2 separate regions of the Homo sapiens genome follow, and region 1 is linked to region 2. A link is an interaction called in ENCODE POLR2A ChIA-PET data of the cell type or tissue named here. Cell type or tissue: HepG2. All regions are shown on one strand. Links, peaks and the distances in the headings refer to the core of each region. The heading gives the core; the rest is flanking DNA.

Region 1 (2,906 bases), core at 238-2,737, 100 kb before region 2:
CCAACCTGGGCCACAAGAGTAAGACTCTGTCTCAAAAAAAAAAAAAAAAAGGAGGGGGGGCACCCAGATCCCGAAAAAGCTCCCAATGGCCAAAGTTGGAAGAGTATGAGCAACAAACTACTATTGGATTATAACCCAGAGAATACAATAAGTACCTATGAGCCAACATCGATATAAATAAATGATTGAACAAATAACAGGAAGAAGAGACAATCCACCCTTAAAGAAGAATTCCAAATAATTTATGTAGTTACCCACCTCTCGAAGAGGTGGAGCATGACTTTCCCTGCCCTCAGGTGTGGGCTGTGTTTGGTGACTTGCTTCCCAAGGGCAGGTCTGAGAAAGGAGTGGGGGAGGAGAGAACTTTGCTGGGAGAAACCCAACAAACACAGCTCAGCCAGAAGCTCAAGGTCATTGGCTGCGATCAGTCCTGTTGATAGGCACGCACCCTTGATTGCATACGATAAAAATGGCACTTCACCTCTGTGGGCTTCTCCCGAGAACCCGTAACCGCGGTCTAACCATAAGAAAAATATCAGATAGCCCAAACTGAAGGGCATTCTACAAAAATACCTGGCCAATCCTCACGACAGCTGTCAAGGTCATCCAAAACAAGGAAAGTCTGAGAAACTGTCATAGACCAGAGGAGGCCACCAAGATGTGACAACCAAATGCAATGTGGGATCCTAGAGGGGAATCTTGGGACAGAAAAAGGCCTTAGGGAAAAACTAGTGCAATCCACATAAACCGTGGCGCTTAGCTGAAAGAACCAACCAATGTTAGTTCCTTAGTGGTGAGGAACGTGCTAGGGAGATGCAAGCTGTCACAATGGGGAAACCAGTGAGGTGTGTCCAGGAATCCTCTGCGTTATCTTTGCAATGCTTCTGTAAATGCACAGCCGTTCGAAACCAAAGGTTGCTAGTTTATAAATACACCGAGATGAGATGTCCCACTATCTTGCTAGGGGAGTCGTTCCCAACTGACCACCCATGAGACTGGTTGGGGAGATTTTCAAAACTTTTCAAAGGCCCTGCCTGGGATGAAGTGAACAAGCATCCCTAGGCCTGCGGCCTGAGCATCAGGACCTTGACAAGATCCCCTGGTGATTCTACCGTGCATTAGGGTTGAAACCAGTGGCCAGGGTAGGACAGGAGTTAATTGCACAGGGCTTCCATGGAGTAAGATGGAGCTGGGAAAGGATGCTGGAACTCTTCAGGCTGCAGGAGAGCTGCATGGAACGGACTGCCGCCCCTCCCCGCATTACCTCTGAAGGGCTCCTTGTTGGAACCTGGACATCTCTCACTCCCCTGTCCTGGGTCAGCCGCTGCTGGCGGGATCAGGTGGTGGAAGGGTTCAAATTTCCCTTGGGTGTTAAAATGCAAAGTGACCCTAACCAGCCAGGAAAAGAGCAGGTGTCCTCTTTCATCCAGCTGGGGTCACTGTCCCCTAAGGGGCCCCAGGCTGGTCCTTCCTGTCTCACTGAGGTCTCAGACCTCATGCTCATTGGGACTTGGCTGAACTCCAGGCCGTCAGCCCAACAGCGCTAAAGCTACAGCCAAGCCGCAGAGAGCCGTGGCCTCCCACGCCCCACGTTGCTGGGCAGAGAAGGGAAGCATTTCAGACAGGCAGGCTGGCCCCTGGCCAGCAGGTCTCCAGATGCCATGCAACACACACCTGAGCAGGGTAAGAGAATAGGTGTGTGTCAACAGTATTTGAAAAAGAAAATAGCTGCACAAATACAGCACTTGTTAACACAGGTGTTTACAGGTGGAATTATTTTTCCAGGGCTGCTATCTCCCAGCCTTCTTTGTGCTTCTCAGCTCACACCTGCAGGGACTTTCCTACGAAGCCAAGGCACAAAGGGGAAGTGGATAGTCCGTATCGATTTTACCACGGAGGAGGTCAGCGATCAGCTTCAGGCCTGGCTAGTTTTCACAGTTTCCCTTGCTGGACTCACTTCCATGTTTTCAACCTGCTCTAACAGGATCTGGCCTGCGCTCCACTTCCTGCTTGGCTAAGGCAGCTGCTGTGACCACCCCAGGCAGTCACAGCAAGAAGCCATTTCCTGGGGCCAGGGCACGCTGGCTACTCTCGGGACATAATTATCTATCTGGTCCTTGTCTCCTCTCCCCCAGGAGAGGCTCAATGTTTGTATATTACAGATAAGGAAACTGACACACTTGTCTGAAGTCACAGGGCTAATAAGTGGAGGATGTTGTGCCGACATCAAACCAGGGAAGAACCCAAAGAGGCAGCTGCAAAGGGCTCCAGAAGTGTCTCCAAGATGACCCCCCCACCACCACCACCACCGCCCACACCAGGAGCAGCAGTGCTCTCTGTGGGACACCCAGAAGCACAGACATTCAACTTAAAATAGGATCTCATAGAATAAAGCAGTCCGTCAGGTGGTAACAAGTCCCAAGGTATTAAAAATTATAGAAGAGAAACTTAATGCCTCTGAACAGCACACTTACAAATGGTTAAGATGGTCATTTTTATGTTACGTGTGTTTTAACACGATTTTAAATTTTTAATTGACACACTTATGAAAGAGAAACTTAAAATGGAGAACGTTCTATTCCAGAGGGAGACCTAGCCAACTTGCATCACCAATTAGCCTGTTTTTGGTAAATGTACCCACTTTTTGCATTCTGAGAGAGAACTCTGTCCTCTGGAAAGACTTTCTCTTAGATGAGCCTTTTAATTCATGCAGATGTGGGCCGGAGTATTTGAGTATTTCCCGTTATATGGGGGAAGCACTAAAAGGTGAACTGCCCTAAATGCAGATTTCTCAGTGTGAGGTTTTAGGTGCTCTGCTTCACATGTAAAAGGCAAGACAGGGGACAGGAGTGAAGACAAGGTGGGGAGGGAACAGAAGAGCAGGCCCTGCTCCCCACCCCCAAGGC
Region 2 (2,906 bases), core at 157-2,656:
GTGTCTGAACACAGCAAGCAGTGCCCACCCGCAGGACCAGAACACAGAGGAAACCCTTGAAAACTGGCCCAGGACTAAGCTTCCCTCTGAGTCAAGCTGCGTCTCTGAGCCTCTGCCCAGACATCCCAGAGCATTCGGTGCTGGTGCTGAACACAGCCCCGGGGAAGGCGCCCTGCCTCCAGACTCACCTTCTCCTTCTTCCTTCCCTCTTATTGTCCCTCCCAGGATAATTAAACAATAATGATTAGTGCCAAAAAAAACAACATGTCGTTTTCCTGGGGACTCGGTTCTTGAGCTTTCTGAATAAGGAGGCAGCGTTGATCGGGAGAAGTAGGGCAGGGGCAACAACTGGGGCCCTAGAGCAGAGGAGTCTTCCATTTCCTCATCTCTAAAATGGGTCACACATGGTATTTCTGCTGCTCCGGGATGACCCCTCAAAGCAAACTGCACCCGGGATGTCCACTTCAGCTGCTTCGCACCCCGAGGTTACACCTGGTCAGACTGCAGGACTGGCCTTTCTCGTCCAGTCTGCAGCAGGGCCCTTGCCACCCGCCCGGCCGGGTCCAGCAATGGGCCCCAGTGTCATCATTCAGGCCCAGGCCCAACTTCTCCCCAGAGGCTGGAGGGGCTGGGGTGACCTTCTAGGCACATCGGGGCACAAAACAGAAGGCGGGAGATGCACACTACTTCTGCCTAGCAGTCGTGCCTTTCCCTCTTCTGTGGATAAATGAGTCACTTTTTCATTGTCCCAGTACAAATAGAATTTGGCTGAAAGGTCTGGCGTTCATGGGGCTCATTTCGCGTTCTTTTGATAGTTGTATTCTATTTGTCACACATGGTATTTCCTTCCCTGTGGCAGGTGGTTGGGGAGGGGAGGTTCCCACCCCCAAAAGTGAAGCGTAGGGTCTGGAGATTTCCTCACTAATCCACTGAACAGATCCTGATTGAGGGTCTACCTTCTAGAAAGGAGAGAGAGATAATAAATGATAAGCTTGGTACATAAATAAGTTATGTAGTAGGTTAAAGGTCACAATACACAGAAAATAGAAGACTGGGGAAGGTGAACTAGGGGGTGAGGGAAGGTGGGGGCAGGTTGTACATTAAATAGGTTGGTCAACATGGACCTCATCGAGAGATGAGATTACAGCCAAAGCCAGGGTCAACCAAGAGGGACTGTGGGTAAAGACCATTCCTGGTAGAGGGAATGGCTGGAATGAGGCTCCCAGGGGAGAGTGTGCCTGGAGCACGGGCAGAGTCCTCCCCAGTCCAGACATCTGGTCCACCCCTGACCCCCGATTCTGATCTGGGCATCTTCTGGCAACAGGATGGGGGCCAGGCCTTGCCCCCAGGAGCCCGAGCCCAGCCAGGTCTAGCAACTGAGGCCCTGTGTCCCTAGCCTGCCCAGATGTCCACGTGTGACCCACTCCTGCAGAAGCGCTCTGCTGCACCGGGATGACCCCTCAAAGCAAACTGCACCCGGGACGTCCGCCTCAGCTGCTTGGCACTCTGAGTCAGCCTGCAGGACCTGCCTTTCTCATCCAGCCCGTGCCACCCACCTGGCCGGGTCCAGCAGTGGGTCCTACCACCATCGTTCAGGCCCAGGCCCAGCTCCTTTCCAGAAGCTGGAGTTTACGAGGCCATGCCGCTGACCACACTGCCAAGTCGTCCCAGTCACCAGGCACAGCCACCAGGAGCGCTGGGTGGGACCGGAGGCAGCCCTAGAAAACGGGGCTGCCTGGAGGTGAGCAGACTGGTGGACGATGGACGCAGGCCAGATGCGGGGACCACAGATGCGCTGCTGTGAGGACAGAAAACAGTTGCAGGTGTCCCAGAAAGCGTTCCAAAGAGGAAGGCCCTCTCACCCCTGGAGCACGGTTTCCAGGCCCCCAGCCCACAAGGACAGCCCCTCTGTGTCCAGCCCTAGATCCCACTCACACCTGCCTTGAAGCGCTGGCTGTGGACATGCTTAAATCTACTCACATGTGCCTCAGACCTGGGTTGGGGGTGGGCAGGAATTTCCAAAATCTTTTTAGACGGATTCAGATTCTTTTTAGCTATCCAATCCTTTCTTCAAATGAAATGGGGCTCATGAAGAACCCCAGTAGACAGAGCGGGACATGAAGCGGGTTGGAGGGAACGCTAGGACCCTCACTGGAGCACCCACACTCACCCCCGACAAACCCCCCAGGAGACCACGGCCCCCAAGAGCAGGGGTGGCTGCGCTCCTCACAGCCTGTGGCTCACAGCTCACAGCGGAGCTGCAGGCCCAGCTGAGACGAGGCGGCAGAGAGTGGAGTGGATGAGCGGGGTGTGCGAGAGTGTGTCTGTGACAGTGAGTGTGTGTGTGTATGAGAATGTGTGTGAGAGTATGTGTGAGGAGTCTGAGAGTGTGTGTCTGAGAGTATGACTGTGTGTGTGGAGTGTGAGAGTATGTGAGTGTGTGTGGGAGTGTGTGTGGGAGTCTGTGTGTGGGAGTCTGTGAGTGATAGTGTATGACTGTGTGTGAGGGTGAGCATGTGTGTCTGTGTGATAGCAATAGTGTGTTTGTATGTGTATGATTGTGTGTCAGTACATGTGTGAGTGATGTGTGTGTGTGTGTGAGTGTATGTGAGAGAGTGTGTGAGTGTGTGTGTGAGAGAGGGAGAGAGAGAGGGAGAGAGAGAGGGGAAAGGGCTATCAATGTAATTTGCCTCTACAGCTAAACACACAGGCCGTAATCATAGCCATTTTACTAAATGCCCATAAAACTAAAAAACAAATAGGAAACCTCCGGATTACAGGGCCTTCTCTGAGCAGGGAGTGGCGCAATCAAGTGCTATCTGCGCTAAGTCCCAGCTTGCAGTGAGTGACCCAGGAGGCGCGGGTAAACAGAGAGAGGACCCCGTTCCCTGTCCCCCCCATCAAAC

The links. Peaks named below come from ENCODE experiments on the same cell type or tissue, not always from the same donor. Only the 100,000 strongest peaks of a DNase experiment are listed, where the experiment ranks them.
Region 1: POLR2A ChIA-PET joins it to region 2 with 11 read pairs; 4 of 35 experiments call an interaction of 5 or more read pairs at or near these places.

The regions. Positions count from the first base shown.
Region 1 is chr2:8,524,197-8,527,102 of GRCh38, forward strand. No RefSeq gene overlaps it. Among named protein-coding and RNA genes, the nearest start is that of LINC01814, 58 kb to the right of the region's middle. RefSeq lists a cis regulatory region at 834-2,555, enhancers at 1,038-1,107, 1,158-1,267, 2,148-2,207, 2,218-2,287 and a silencer at 2,009-2,198. In HepG2, for the core only: a CTCF peak has its summit at 1,444 (motif pointing right); a DNase peak (open chromatin) is centred at 1,485; H3K4me3 peaks cover 721 bases.
Region 2 is chr2:8,624,429-8,627,334 of GRCh38, forward strand. The region is part of intron 1 of LOC105373411 (a long non-coding RNA gene); the gene reads right to left. Among named protein-coding and RNA genes, the nearest start is that of LINC01814, 42 kb to the left of the region's middle. In HepG2, for the core only: no CTCF peak of the experiment used is centred there; DNase peaks (open chromatin) are centred at 793 and 1,133; H3K4me3 peaks cover 1,554 bases.